Regions from separate parts of the Homo sapiens genome. Here region 2 is linked to region 1. Evidence: chromatin loops called from intact Hi-C (ENCODE). Cell type or tissue: MCF 10A. All regions are shown on one strand. Each heading gives the region's core, and the rest is flanking DNA. Links, peaks and the distances in the headings are about the cores only.

Region 1 (8,343 bases), core at 252-8,251:
GGTCACATAACCTGTCAAATCGGTTTATGAAGTCACCTCATGTAATGAAATGTGACCCACTGGAGTACATCAATTACTGGAAAGGCTTATTGTGGTGGACACTGGTAGAATGTGTGGTTTTCCCATTAGACATCTCTAATTAGTACTGAGAGGGTCAGGTTTCATGTCCACAAGGAAAAACTAGAGCTAGTGTAATTATAAAATAGAGAAAGGAATTCCAATAAAAACTAGTGAACCACAAATCAGACAAAAATTACATATATGAATGTACACACACTCTCACAAGTGTGATTCTCTATTCCAGATCCCTGTGGTTGTCAGGGAGCGGACTCTCAGGCTGCAGAGCCATCTCTGTGTCACAGGCCATGTGGATGATCCCATGGGGTGCAGAGATTTGCGTCTCCCTCACTCATGACACACTGGTCCCTGCAACATGTCGCACCTCAACTTCTGGACACCCTGAAGCCCTTCACGACGTGTGTTCTGCACAAGGAAACTGCTGATGAAAGTAAAAATTCCACATCCAAACGGCCACTCAAACCAAGCGTAGGCACGCGGTACCTTACAAGAGCTGTGAGATATCCTTCTCTCTGCTTTAAGTGTCTCTGAATCCAAAGAGAACATTTAAGGAGACTACAGACTGATTCCCTGTGTCCTTCAAGTTACCTTCATTCTGTTGTAAAACCTATGGCCTCTTTATCCACTGACAGAAACCCTAAGGACAACCCAGGTATTTCTAGAAAGTCTGTGGTTCCTAAGTGAGGATGAAAGGAAGAGGTTGTGAAAGGTGAGGGCCAGCCTGCGGCTGTTGTTCAGAGACCCTACTCAAGGCCACCACGTTCTGGAGCGCCCTCCCCATTCAAAAACAGCCCATGCACACGACTATGCACTAGCTTGTCTCAGTGCCTGGAATTTTCCCCAGATAAAGAGATGCTTTGCAATTGCAAATGCTTTCCTGAGGGAGTGGCAGCCAGGCAGAGGGGGAACGGCAGCCTTTGTGTCTGAAAAGCAAAGTTTTAACTGGAACTTCACTTCCAATTACCTGATGATGAAAAATAAACACAATGAAATACTTAAGTATAAATCAAACCAAACATGTAAAAGGTCTGAGTGCTGAAAATTATAAAACACTGATGAAGTCTAAGATCTAAATAAATACGAAACATGCAGGGTCCATAAACTGGAAGACTCAACATATTAAAGACGTGAATTTTCCCTAAATTTATCTACAGGTTTAATGCAATGCCTATCGAAACTCCAGCAAGAACTTTTTTGTAGAGATAGATAAGCTTATTCTGGACTTTGCATAGAAAGGCAAAAGGCCTAGAACAATTAAAACTAAAGCAATTTTGAAAATTTTCACCTGCACTAGGTGAAGAATTCTTAGATGTGACAGTAACAGCATGATCCATACATTAAAAATTTGCTAAATTGAACTTCTTCAAAATTAAAATATGTTTGTTCTCCAAACAACCATAAAAAGGATGAAAAAACAAGTAACAGCTTGGAGAAAATACTTGTGAACAACAAATTTGTCAACGAATTTGTAAGTAGAATATATAAAGAACTTAAAGAACTCTCAAAACTCTGAAGTATAAAACAACAACAGTAACAGCACACCACCCAATTAGAAACTTGGCAATAGGTACAAACAACCATTTCGCTACAGAGGGTGTGAAAAGATGCCCAATATCTTTAGCCATGAAGGAAATATAAATTAGAATCACTCTGAAATACTAGGACACATCTGCCAGCAAGGTGAAAATACCCACTGCTGGTGAAGCTGCAGGGCCACTAGCTCACTCCTACACTGCTTTTGGAAATGGAAAGTGACAAAGCCATTCCGGAAAACAGTTTGTCAGATTTTTAAATAAAAAATGCTTGTTATACAACCCAGCATTTGCACTTTTGGACATTTGTTTTAAAGAAAGGAAACCTGTTAGTGACACAGAAATCTAGTCATGAATGGTCATAGCAGCTTTACTCAGAATAGCCCTCAACCAGAAACAACCAAGTTGTCTTTCAGTGACTGAATGGTTAAGCAAAGCATAGGCCATCCATACCATGGAAAACTACTCAGCAATGAAAAGGAAGAAACCTCTGATGCTTGTAACAACTAATATCCAGGGAATTATGCTTAGTGAAAAAGCCAATCTCAAATTGTATATGCCACATGAGCCCATTTATATAATTTTGTTGGAATAAGAAAGATACAGAGATTGAGAACACATAAGTAGTTGCAGGGAACTGGGATGGAGATATAACTGGCTGCAGAGGGAGATCCTCTAAAACACGGGTCCCCCACCCCCGGGGCTATGGAGCTGTACTGATCTGTGGCCTATTGGGAACTGACTGAGCAGCAGGTGAGTGAGCATTCCTGCCTGAACTCCACCTCCCGTCTGATCAGCCATGGCATTCGATTCTCACAGGAGCACACGCCCTATTGTGAACTGTGCATGTGAGGGATCTATGTTGCACATTCCTTATGAGAATCTAACTAATGCCTGATGATATGAGGTGGAACAGTTTCATCTCAAAAAACCATCTCCACCACCCCTGTCCATAGAAAAACCATCTTCCACATATCCAGTCCCTGGTGCCAAGAAGCTTGGGGACCACTGGTCTAAAGCAATGACTCATCTGTCTACTGATGGTGGTGGTTCTAACACTCAGGATCAAATTGCATGTAACTGCACACGCACACACACATCACACACATACAAATATATGCATGAAAAACTGGTAACAACTGAATAAAGACTGTAGTCCAGTTAACCATATTGTGCCAATGCCAGTTTCCCAGCTTTGATCTTATTCCAGATTAATGTAAGATGTCCTTATTGGGAGAAACTGGGTGAATGGCTCAAGGGACTTCATAGACTGTTTTTGAGATGTCCTGTGGGTCTATAATTATTAAAAAACAAAATGTTAAAAAGTAAATATAGCAAAAAGTAACAAGCCAAATGGTTATTCAAATACAAAGAACACATGCATATATTTTAACTTTAGTAATTCAAGGGATAGAGATTGCAAGAGTTTTTTAAATAAAATACATATTTGCTAATTCCCACTTGCCAATAAATAAGTAAAAAAATTGGAGAAAAGATGAATCAACTTAAACATAAAACTAAAGAAAGAGCATCATGGAAATTATGGTTATAGAACAGAAATAATTATTAAATATGACAATGGAGAAATAGGAATATAAGTAATAAGGTCAGAAGATATAGTAGGGAAGGATTATCTTAATCACAATTTAAGATTTTAGTTATTTTATATTTCAATGGAATCGATTTTGGGCTAAGTATAAATAAGATTCATATTAATCTTTCAGTTACTCTTGTTGTTTGAGAACCTTTAAAGAGCATTTGGATTTTCTAATTTTGTTGATGGGTTTCTTTGCTGTGCAGAAGCGTTTTAGTTTCATTTCAGATCATTTTTCCAGGTTTGCTCTTGTTGCCTGTGGTTTTGGTGTGATATCCAAAAAATTATTTCCAAGGTCAATATCAGGAAGCTTTTCCCTTAGGCTTTCTTTCAGGAATTGTATGGTTTCAAGTCTTATATTCAGGTTTTAAATTCACTTTTGATTTGACATTAGTGTATGGTGTAAGGTAAGGGGTTAACTTACTTCTTTTGCCTACGAATATCCAGTTTTCCCAACACCATTGCTGAAGAGATTATCCTTTCCTTACTTACGGTGTCTTCTAGGTGCCTTTGTAAAAATCAGCTAACTATACATGCTTGGATTTATTTCTGGGTTCTCTACTCTGTTTCACTGGTCCATGTGTTGTTTTTATGCTCACCATATTGTTCTGATTATCATAGCTCTGTAATGCAACTTGAAATCAGTAAGTGTGATGTATGATGCCTCCAACTTTTTTTTCCTGTCAAGATTATTTTATCTATTCAGAGTCTTTTGTGGCTCCATAAAAATTTTAGCACTGTCCTTTTATATTTGTAAAAAAATGCTATTAAGATTTTGATAGGGATTGCACTGAATCTGTATATTGCTATGGCTTTATGGTCATTTTAACAATATTAATTTTTCTAAATTATAAACATGATCTATCTTTTCATTTATTTGTAACTTCAATTTATTTCATCAATGTTTCATAGTTTTCAGTGTAAATTTTTTTTAATTTGGTTAAATTTATTTCTAAGTATTTTATTCTTTTTTGATGCTATTATAAATGGAATTGTTTCCTTTATTTTTTCTCAGATATATTTTTATCAGTGTAATTAAATGCAACTGATTTTTTTATATTGGTTTTGTATCCTGCTACCTTACTGGACTTATTTACTAGTTCTAACAGTTTGTGTATGTGTGTGCATGTGTGTGTGTGTGTGTGTATGGAGTCTTTAAAGTTTTCTAGCTATAGAATCATGAAATCTTTAAACAGGCCTAATTTTACTTCTTTTTTTTCTAGATGCCTTTTATTTATTTATTTATTTACTTATTTATTTTTTGTCTGAGTGTTCTTTCTAGTACTTCTGGTACTATGTTAAAAAGAAGTGAAAAAGTCTTTTCCTTGTATCAGATCATAGAGGAAATGATTTCAGTTTTTCCCAATTTTTTATGCTGTTAGCAATAAGCTCTATATAAATGGCCTTTATTATGTCAAGAAAATTGTCATATACATTTTTTAGAGTTTTTATTATAAAAAGTTGTTAAATTTTGTCATTCTTTTTTCTGCATCTGTTGACATTATGTGATTTTTGTCTTTATTCTTCTAATATGATGTATCACATTGATTGATTTGCATAGTTAAACCAACCTTGCATGCCAGAGATAAATCCTACTTGTCATGGTATATAATCTAGCTATAGATTGGAAGAAAGTATTTGTAAACCATGTATCTGTTAAGAGGTTAACATTCAAAATTAATAAGGAACTCACAAAACTCAATAGCAAAAATAAAACATAATCCAATTTAAAAAATGGACAAAGGACCTGAATTGACATTTTTCGAAAGAAGAAATAAAAATGGTCAAGTATGTGAGGAAGTGCTCAACATCACTAATAATCAGGACAATGCAAATTAAATTAAAATCACAATAGATATCATTTCACTGTTAACATGGCTACTGTAAAAAGGAGAAGAGACAACAAGTGTATGGAGAGGGTGTGGAGAAGAGAAAACACACGGTTGGGAATGTAAATTGGAATGGCCATTATATAAGGAAACAGTATAGAAGCTCCTTAATTTTTCTTTTAGGGCTATGATGTTATCCAGCAATTCTTCTGGTTACATATCCAGGGAAAAGGAAATCAGCCCCCCTTGAGGATATCTGCACTCCTGTGTTCATGGTAGCATTATTCACAGTGGTCAAGATATAGAATCAGCATAAGTGTCCATAGGCAGATGAATGAATGAAGAAATTTAGGGTATATATAAAAAAAATATTCAGTTTAAAAGAAGACAGAAATACTGCCATTTATATAATGTTGGATCTTAGAATACTTTCAGTTTCACATTTTGTGCCTCCTAACACTCCACCAAAAATATCCTTGATGTGTTTTCATCTTTAAGGGTATATCTAATCAATTTACAATATATACCTTGTATTCTGGAATTAAGTTTGAGCTCAGCATAACAAAAAATGAAATTATGTTCTTTGCAGCAACATGGATATAGCTAGAGGCCGTTATCCTAAGTAACTTAACAAAGGAACAGAAAACCAAACACTGCATGTTCTCACTTATAAGAGGGAGGTAACCATTGGGCATTCAGAGCTGTAAAGATGGGAATAAGGTACACTGGGGACTACTGGATGGGGGAGGGAGGGAGCGGGGAAAGGGGTGAAAAACTAACTCTTAGGTACTTATCAGTAGCTGAGTCACCGGTTTATTTGTACCCCAAGCCTCAGCATCACACAGTATACCCAGGTAACAAACCTGCATATGTATCCCCTGAATCTAAAATAAAGGCTGAAAAAAATCTTTGGGCTCAGCAAAAAGTACTACATATATAATAAAATCTACTACTCACCTATGGGAAGGGCAAACATGCCTTGATATCTCCCATTTGCCCACATTAGAAAAATCCAATTCTCAGGTAATTTAAGGGAGGAACCCAGAGTCATTTGGTTAAGTAAAGGCAGAGCATGAGCTAGCCCCTTAACTTCAGGACTAATGTCATCTCTGTTTTTATGTCATGTAATATCCAACTTTTCTATTGGGTCCTTTTGTCCCCTTTAACATCATTCTGGTTGATTCTGCGATCATCATCATCATCACCATCATCTTCTTCATCACCACCACCACCACCATCATTATCATCATTATCATCTGTCAACACTTTCTCTGAAGAACCTTACAATGTCTCTTCTCCATTAAGAAAACCTACTTCAACATCTCCATTGGTTCTCAACATAGAGGTATCATTTACCCTTCCAAATTTCTTTCTGAAAATATTTCCTCAGGAATATAGGAAAAGAAATATGAAAAAAGCAACATAAAATCAACTGAGGCATGGATGAAAGTGCATATAGATAAATCTCTTTGTCTAGTTGAAATACTGTCTTACGATATTGACAGGAAGGATGCTTCCACAAATTTTGGCAAACTAGAAATGGAAAAAAGTTTGAGATGGATGTTAAAGTGTTATTTGGTTGTGTGTTATATTGGGACACAGTTAGAGGTAAAAGCAATGCTGATACTTAAGATTTAAATACTATCTTATTAAATGTTGTTGCTTAAAAAGGTGACTCATATTTAAAAAAATGTTTTTTCACTATTTTCTGCATTTGTGCACATAGATATTCTCCCTTACTCTTCTACAAAAGTCACCCATATTCTCTTTGTATTATCTTACCTTGCTTTGTCTTTAGAGAAATTCAGATTGTAGTATATATTTAATTTTTTATTGTTTGTTTTTCCAGTAAAGGGAAGCACCATGATGACAAGAAATTTGCTTTATTCATATTGTTTGCACAATAATATAAATACTAGACTCAATTTACAATTCAATTCTTTTTTGGTGTTGGTTTCTGTTCCTCACAATTTATCATTAAAAAGCAAATATATACATAAAGACATATACATAAGCAAAAACAAGCAACAAACATATACATAAGTGAAAAACAACAAAACCTCACAACATCACAATTACCTTAATCACTGCTTTCCTCTGGTTTATAGCCAAGGGTGAAAGAAGTCCCACACACCCTCACACACACACCAAATGTGGACGTGATAATCTCAAAGAGCATCTGAAAATACTGATTTATTGTTTTACTCTTTAAAATGACATAAACATTTTTAAGTCGTACACTCAAAGCAAACAAAAATGCACATGATATAGATATATAATCTAATCAGTTCTATCATTTATATTCTTTAAAATTCTTTATTTTCAAAGATGTTTAAAATACACCCCAAGAAAACCAACAATCATGAGATTCTTGATTGGGAATCAAGAATCATATGGAAAATGGGAAATCATAAGCAGTACAAATAGTTACATGGAATTATTGATGTATATAGGCTATGAGATACTCCTGCATTCCCTTTAATAAATGGAAAATATTTAAAATTGGTATTTTATCATGGAGATTATGTTTTAATCAGCCTCAAATCAAAGATGAACTGTCATAAGTAGCCTGTGGATAAGAATCAAATAAATATTGGCATGTTTTGCAGAGAATAACATTTGGGAAACAATCCCTTTAGAATGATTGGTCAGCTTCAAGAGCAGGAAAATATGCTAGGGTCATGTGCCATGTGACACTTTTAGGAAGGACTGCCTGCCATTGTGTTCAGTAAAAGCTATTTGACCCTTTTAAAATTAGGAAGGGATCACAGTAAAGGAGAAAACAAAGGCAAGGTTTGGATCACAATGGGTGGTTTCACGGAGAGGCTGATAAACTCAAAGGCACGCCAGCAGCCCCTCATTTGTCAGGCCTTACGTCACTTAAAGTTATGGCTGATTCATTAGGTGTCCTCTGAGCCACCAGGTAGACTGTCATAGGAAACCCACAGTAGATTTCTGCAATGCAATCATTAAAAAGATGCATGGGCCCCCATGTTCCCTGCTAACTTTCTTGGTTGAAGTCCAGTGACTTACAACTTTCATTCTTCTAGGTAGCAGGGATATTTGTCAGCTGTTATGACTGGACTTCCAGAGTTACTCAATTTACAGTATCTATAGTGGAGTGAAAATGAATGAACATCTGTACATTTGCTCAGATACTATGTCAGGCAATACAAAATTAGCTGTCATAACAAGTCCATAAAGCCTTAACACACTATTTATCTTGCTCAGTTTATAAAGTACATAAACTATGGTAACCTGATCTGAGCGGGCTGTCTTTGGAGGACAGCGTGATCCGGTAGCAATGAGA
Region 2 (8,343 bases), core at 267-8,266, 320 kb after region 1:
TGGAAAAATGGGGTCAGCTGTTTTCTCTTAGGGTCACACTTCCAGACTTAAGGGTGGGGTTTAGCTGGGAGCCCAGCCATTCTGTGTCAACATGTACTCTTCTGTGTACGGAAAGTGTGATGAACTTTTATCTTTGAGTATCAATGTAATTCCGGATACCTTGTCCAATCATTGTCAATATATATCCCTTTCCTGCAGGCACAGATTCCTGGGTAAATGTCCATAGGTCTCTTCAGGAAAGACAGAGGAGAGAATCATCCCATGTTACTTGTCATGGTGTGATAAGATTGATCTTCACTCCTGGGAACTCAACATCTCTTCAGTCAGTGGGTTCTGGGTCTGAAATGGGCTCAGGTGTGGACACTGGGCAAGGGAGCAAGCTGTCTTTGGAGAGAGGGTCCTCAGTCTCCTGGTCATCCACACTGACACCTTCTGCTGCTCTAAGCTGTCAGTGCCTTGGCCTGAAGCCCATGTAGACCTGCTGTATCATCGTAACCATCTCAATTACCCTGTGTGAGTCAGGACCCCTAGGATGCTGCTTAAAGCCGGCTAGTCATTAAGAAAAGTGCCATTCCTTGGCACCAGCACATTGCCTCATTGTCTCAGGGTCCAGTCAACTCCATTGCTAGCAGTGAGAGGAGCCCTATTGTCCTCTTCTCCTCTCAGCCCAGGCCTGCAGGTGAGGGCCACCCCTGAAAGCTTTATAGATGCTTGTGTCCTTCTATGCTTGGGGAAAGTGTGAGTCCTTCAGCCTTCCTGAAAATGTGGTGGGTTACCAGGCTATATCCATTCCAGCAAGCACACTTTCTAAGCCTTTCAATCCCTCCCTCCGTGGCCCACCACAGCAATGCTGGCATAGCAGCTGTTTGAAGACTGGGCAATCACTTTGGCCAGGCTTGTCTGAGCAATTCTAGTAGCAAGTCTGCACAATTCCCTGGCATCCTTGAAAAGGTGGTAAATCCTACAAAGAGGAAGAGCACTCCCAAGCCAATATACTCTTTCATGTAAATTTTATGTTCTAGTTTCCTTAATCAAGCACCTTCAAAATACAATCCTAGGTATATCCTCCTGGCTTCTGCTGGTGCAGGCTGGCTACATTTTGAAGATCCTTTGGAATTCAGTCCCTTTCCTCCTGTAGAAATATCCTGTGTGTGCTATAACAAATTTCCTCAAACTGGGTGGCTTAAAACAAGAGAAATTTAGTCTCTCATAGTCCTGGAGGGCAGAAGTCTGAAATACGGAAGCCAGCAGGGCCACACTCCCTGAGGGAGTCTGGGTGAATTCCTTGTTGTTCACTGGCTTGCAGGGGTATCACTGCAGCCTCTGTCTCTTTTGTCACCTGGTCTTCTCCTGGTGCGTCTGTCTTCACACGATGTTTTCTTCTTCTTATGAAGGGACCAATTGTATTGGTTTGGGACTCAGCCTAATGGCTTCATCCTAACTTGATTGCATTTGCAAAGAACCTATTACCAAATAAGGTCACATTCACAGGCACTGAGGTTTAGACTTCCACATATCTTTTAGTGAGCCACACGTTGACCCATGACATCTCCCCAAAACATTTCCCAGTGACTTATGCTGCAACTAAACCCTCATCATGGGCCTACTGAAAGGGCTGCAAAGTAGTGGCAAGTTCTGAGGGAATGAATGTCTTCGTCCATTTGAGCTGCTGTTACAAAAATACCATAAACTCTGTGGCTTATAAGCAACAGATGTTTATTGCTCACAGTTCTAGAGGCTGAAAGTCTAAGATCAAGGTCCCAGCTGACTTGGCGTCTGGTGAGGACCAACTTCCTGGTTCATATACAGCACCTTCCCACTGTGTCCTCACATGGTGGAAAGGGTGAGGGAGCTCCCTGGGACCACTTTTATACTGGCACTAATCTCATTCATGAGGCCTCCACCCTCACAACTCAAAGACCTCACCTTCTAATACCACCACTTTGAAGGTTAGGATTTCAGCCTATGGACTTCAGGAGAATATAAACATTCAGGCCTTGCAGAGGGCCCCAGTTACCTTGTGGGGGAGGGGCCTCTGCACTGTGTCCAAGTAAGGTAGACTCACTGCCATATACTCAGAAATCATGGGATGATTCTGCCCGTTGGCAGTTCAGGGCATCTGAGGAGTCAAAAGCTGTGGGAGTGATAGTTGGGTCTGTGTCCCCGCCCAAATCTCAGGTCAAATAGTAATCCCCAAGGTTAAAGGTGGGACCCAATGGGAGGTGATTGGATAATGGGGGTGAATTCTCGAGAGAATGATCTAATTGCCTTCCACTTTGGTGCTGTTCTCGTGAGAGAGTGAGTTCTCCCAAGATCTGGTTGTTTAAAAGTGTGTAGCACCTCCCTCCTCTCTCTCTTCCTCCTGCTCCAACCATGGAAACTTCCTCTTGCTTCCCTTCCCACCATGATTGAAAGTTTCCTGAGGCCTCCCCAACCAGGCTTCCTGTACAGCCTGGGGAATGGTAAGTCAATTAAACCTCTTTATAAATTACCCAGTTTGAGGTATTTCTTTATAGTAATGTGAGAATGGATTAATATAGGGAGCATTCTCCAAGATGCATTTAGCCCACAGGCAGCATCCCAGACTTTCCCAACCAAGGTCCAGATCTTGGCAGAACAGACCTGCTTTGGTTGGGTGTTTACATTTTTTTGAAAGTCAGCTACTGTGTCACAGACTTAGTCTTTAGCATTTTCTGTCCATTCCCTTCAAGAGATGAGAAATTCTTTGTGTGCAATGGAAGAGTCTGTGCGGCCTTCACACAGAGCCCCTCACCCTCAGGAACCCCTCCCTCACCATCAGTGGCAGCACATGCTCACACTGCCCATTTCCCACATATCTCTAGTGCCTAGAATGCTGCAAGAATACTACGTGGACGTCTATTCCTTGCCATAGTGCATCTTCCCAAGTCACCACTGTGCCATATCAACATCCATGCTCTACCTTCAGTCTGAGTCTGTATTGTTGGCACCAGAATCATACCACACAAGATCAAAGCTTCAGTAATGAATCCTGCCTTCTGCACACCTTTTGCACATTCACCCAGTTTTATTTGAAATCAAGAACTCAATACTGTTCTACCGTAATCCTTCATCAAGGGTGAATTACCGGATGAATAAATCAAATGAAGAACTTAGTTTTTAAAATATTACTGAAAATATCTCCTTGGGTATTAAACATGTTCTGGTCATATTAAATTAATGTGTTATTACCCAGAAGTCAGCTTCTTTTCCTAATCTCTCAAATTCTATCTACAGATTATCTCTTCATTCAACTAATGAAGTGCTTCTCTCCCCAGCTCCCAGATTCTAGGAGTGAAAGAATCTGCCCTTCATGTTTAAGACTTAATTGAGAAATAAATGAGTCATCAGTGGGTGTCTGCCATGCAGTAAACCACACACTTCTGGAGACCCTGCAAGGGGTTTTCAGTGATTTTAAAGGAGAGGGGAGATCCTTATCTTTTGAAAAGAATAATTACCTTCAAAGAGGAGCTAAATTTCCCCTCAACAATAAACAGCATTTATTCTTTTCTCCTGTGAGAGATTTGCTTGGAAATTTGGAGATGTCAAAACTAATCCCAGACAAAGCAATTGGGAAATTCCCATAGTAGTCTGGGAAGCGGCCAAAGGCTACACTGTTTCTTATTTCATCAGCTACATCCTCACACAAGCCGGTCCTTAATTCCATCTTATTGTGCTTCTGAAGAATATCAGTTCTCCATAGATGAATTCCAGCCAACTTTCTCCTTCTCAGTTCAAATCTAAAGTCCCTTAAGCGGGCAAAGGAAAATTAAATACAAGAGCTGATTAAATTCATCTCACTATTTTGGAGTATGGATCCGTAACCTGTTGGCTGGGTTTGTGTCAGTACGTAAGCACAATACACATGCACGCCCTTACAGTGTCATGAATGTTACTGATGAGGTTGGAGGAGCATGTAAATGGTGCTGTTTGAGAAAGTTGATCTCAAAAACTGCTCTGGAGCCAGGACAAAATAAATAATGCAATGAGTTAATCACATCTCAATTGTAGTTATTCTTATGATCGTATCTTTCTTCAGTGTTACCATCATTACTGAGTGTAAGAAGATGAGGAAAGTAGGAGAAATCTTCTCGTGCAAGGCATCTTCTCCAGGTAGTACATGTCTATAGGAAAATAGACACTCTTAGTAGGAATCTGCATCACACATGTGCTCCAAGCAATTCACACCTACAGGGCCTTGTGTGGTTATATATTGTTTTTATCCCCATTATAAAGAAGACATAATTGACCCCAAATCTCAAAGCTTGTGGTTGGCAGAAGGAGAACCCAGCATCAGTATCAGTGAAAACCTCACTGAATGCTCTCCATGCTCAGGGGGACACCCTCTGCAGATGGGAGCTTCAGACTCCTCGGCACAGCGTTGAGTCAGGGAGGATGTCATCTGTGATATGATCTGCAGGCTTTGGTGGCACAACTGCCTTCTCTCTCTCCCAGCCATGGCATGAGAAATTATCTGTGTAGCAAGCTGAAGTGCGCAAAGGCGCCCCTGGAGTGCACGTGGCAGTGGAGGGTTGCCGTCCAGCCCTGCATGCCAGGCGCTGCTCCAGAGGTACCCGGAGACAATCACAGGAGATTCCACTGTCTTCCTGGCTTTTCTGCGTGAGGTGGGAAGACTCCAGTGCCCATTAGGCATTTTGTTCCTTATCACTATCACTCACAGGCAGCTGTCACCGAGCCTGTTCTGGTCTTTTCAAGATCGGATGTGGTGCACGGAACGGCACAGCACACTGTATTGGGGAGGTCTTACCCCAGGTTGCTGACTGACTGCTCACTCTGGCAGGTCACAGGATTCCTTCCAAGAGTTCTCCTGAGGGGGTCTTCAGTAAAGAGAAGGGATGATTTTTGAAGTTGTGTTTTTTCTTCTATCTGTTAACTGCCAGGAACTTCCAGATATAGCCCCTGCTCTCTTTCTTGTTAGAGGAGGTGGCAGGTGTGGGCTGCAGACTTTTCACTGTGTTCAGCATGAGTTCAGGGCTTGCCCTGTTCTCTTCTAATTGGGACACAACCTGCTTCATGCCTTTGTTCGTAGTGTCTGCCTGCTATGGCCTCCTCTTGGGTTTAAAACTACAGCTCTCACCTCCTTTCTCAGTGAGGAATCATGATAACAGGGAGAGAGTATTATCAGCGCTGGATTCCAAAGAGGGACCTGTTATTCCTGTAACAGTGAAACATTCCAGACTACAGGGAGAGCAGATTTTGTGTAAGGTGTTGCATTATTTTGAGCGTGTTTGAGACAGACCCAAACTATGTGAGTTCAAGGAGTTGATAATTACACTGGTGAGTTGGTAGGGTTCCTTTTCCCCTCAGGGCAAAGACCACACACACACACACAACACACACACAGTAAATCAACCCAATGGCAAGTATAAGAACAAAATAGAGGGTAGGGTTTCTATTTAAATAAACATCACAGTCAGAATGTTTACATTTTAAAAATAGAATACAAAATAATTTTGTTTTAAACAAATTTTCTTCTATGTTTTTTTTTCTTTTTCTTTTTTCAACCTTGTAAAGTGGCCAATTTAGCTTCACAATAGAAATCAAATGCCTCTTTGAACATCTAAATTTACGACTGACTCTACAGAAGGGAGGCCTCCGCCGCCCTTATAGCAGCAATATTCCCACCTCTTTTTTTTATTATTATTCCTTAAAAGTGCTTATCAAGATGAATGAGCAGAGCAGTGTGTAATTTCAAAGATGAAATTGCTTTTCTCTCCAGATTTCCCATCGTGTTTTCAAGGTCACCATAACAAGGAGTCGGCCGAATGCCCGGCCTTCTCCGGGCTGTGTCAGGGTCCATCACGCCTCATGGGGATGCAGGGTGGCTTTAGAAGTGTTCTGCTTTATTTTTCCTCTCAAAAGAGGGTGTGAAATTCCTGCTCATTGACACACGGTTGGGTGAAATTGAAGTGTTGAGGGGACCCCTGCCCTCTGTCCCCAGCACAATCACCAAGGCCAAGACCACTCAGTGCCCCAAGTCCCAGGGAGGCCCATCCTCTGTGTCAGCAAGGGAAGCCCGGGTCATGTCCCAGCGACCAGCCGTAGACAGCAGCAGGGATGCAGAGATGAATAACGTTAGATTAGGCTCACAGTCATACCCAAGGTGCGCATTCCTGTTTTAAAATATAACAAACCAGCAAAATGATAAGTTCTGCTTGTTTCCATCCCACACCCGCAAGGATGACACTCCTTTAAACCTTCATCTGAGAGCTGCATTTACAATCCACTGACTGCCCAAATATTCTCCAGCATGAAATATGGTTAACAGAACTAAGAAATCATCAAGATATTCTGAGATTTCCTCCTTTATAGATAAAATAACACGTCTTGATAATCACTTGTGTAGGACAAATCAGTAGGTTAGTACACAGTTTTCCTTAGGTTAAAGTAATTACCATATTTTCATAGGTAATCTGGTCATACATTTCTAAAGCTATCTGGAAATATTTAAAAATGTATCTTTTAAATAATAATTTTCTTAAAATCAAGATACTTATGGTTCAAAGTGACAATTTGTTTACTTCCACAAAATTCCTCTTTCTACGCGATAGTAACAAAATGTATAAAATTTTAAGGGAAAATGATTGACAATGACTAGGTTGAGATTAAAATCCTCAGAATTTTTATTCGAAGTCAAAACATAAAGCGGTCATATAGCAACACAATGAGATGTGACGTATTTCGAGGCAGCCTAGGTATCAGCTGTAGAATGTACAAAATTTGGAATTAAATTCTCTAGTTCTTGGTTCCTTGATATTTATTGAGATTATAATATATATCAGTCTCACACGATTTTGTGAAGAGTGACATAAATACCGTGTGTTACTGTTTAGTAATGCTCAGTCAATGCTAACGGTTTTATTGGCATTATCCAAATGAAGTGATCAAAGCATTTAGGAAAACTGTTTATAGAAGAAGCTTTTTAAAGACAAAGGAAAAGTCATGATTGACAGTCTGGTGATCTGCCATTTGTCCTGCTTTGCATAAACTTTTTTTACTGGTTGAACTGATTTGATCGTTTAATTTCCATTCCTATCACCCAAGTTTTCAGTAAGTTTTGGGGCATCATGAGAGGATGTAACTTCAACACGAAACTCAATAGTGGAAAACATTTTGAAACAAGACATAAAAATACAGCAAAGGTCACTTTCTATCCATTTACAGCTAGATTGCAGCTAATCTTCCCCTTACATGACACCTACAAGTTAAACAAACTGCAACTAGGAAGATCGTGATCATTTGACTAGGACCTGGATTGTTTGAGAGAGGCAGTCTAAAAGTAAGTTTTTACTAATTATTTTTGAACCTTGTAATGGCATTTTAAGCAACTGCTTTCACCTACAATAATAGTTACTTATTTTACTTTTCCTGAATAAGCCAGGCTCTTTCCTAAGTTTATTAAATGTATTGTCTACTCTACCCCTTATACCACAGACTCACAATGTAGATACTATCATGATTATAATAATCATACTATTAATAAAAATTAATATTACTTTATTTGTATTATGGCTACTATTGTTCTATTGACAAAAAGAGAAGAGAGGTTAAGTAACGCGCATAGAGAGATAAGTACCAGGTCCCCAAATAAACCTCAACCATGTGGTTAAAGCCTATTAATAGCCTGACCACAAGCCCTCTGAGGTGGGAGCCTGGACACTTAATATCCTATTAATCCCTACTGTGCTGTGGGCTAGAGCCTATGTGTCCCTTCAAGGAGCACAGGGATGTTAAGTGTGGGTCTGTAGCTCTGGGGAGCTGTTTTCCTTTTAGGAATACTCCTTGCTAGTTTTCAAATAATTCTTTAGCACTGAAGTTGGGACCCCTGAGACATTTTTTTATGTTCTAAAGACCACTCTGTTAGTTAAGTAAACCTGACTACAACCTTGAACAAATTTATAATCTATTGAAATGTTACAGTAAAAGAAATGCGAAGGTAAAGCAAAAATTCTAATTATTTCAAAGGTAATTGCAAACTATCTAGCTGCCCTGAGAGTCTCCCCAAAGTCCCGGCATTGCTTGGCACTACCACACCCTGTTTTCTGGAGGATTTTTAGTTCAAACACGTACCTAAATTTGACCAGATATCTAAATTCCCATTTGGAGACACATCATGGCATGTAGGATACTTTCCTACTTTTTCGCTAAAAAAGGTTTTCGATCGAAAGTTGAATGCTGTGGATGTTGAAGTCCCATGCGTCTGAGGTCCCAAGTCTCAGAAGCCTTTCCTCATGCTGTTTCCATACGTGTTTTCAGTTCTTGGAATGAAATTCTCAGATTAGAACGCATCAGACCTCTCTTAGT

Evidence for each region. Peaks named below come from ENCODE experiments on the same cell type or tissue, not always from the same donor. Only the 100,000 strongest peaks of a DNase experiment are listed, where the experiment ranks them.
Region 2: a loop joins it to region 1, with 10 times the contacts of the local background. A loop is called at or near these places in 3 of 110 quality-filtered maps.

Annotation. Positions count from the first base shown.
Region 1 is chr5:4,847,774-4,856,116 of GRCh38, reverse strand. The region is part of intron 1 of LOC107986400 (a long non-coding RNA gene); the gene reads left to right. Among named protein-coding and RNA genes, the nearest start is that of LINC02114, 78 kb to the right of the region's middle. RefSeq lists an enhancer at 668-1,169. In MCF 10A, for the core only: no CTCF peak of the experiment used is centred there; no DNase peak of the experiment used is centred there.
Region 2 is chr5:4,528,937-4,537,279 of GRCh38, reverse strand. No RefSeq gene overlaps it. Among named protein-coding and RNA genes, the nearest start is that of LINC02114, 240 kb to the left of the region's middle. In MCF 10A, for the core only: no CTCF peak of the experiment used is centred there; a DNase peak (open chromatin) is centred at 3,619.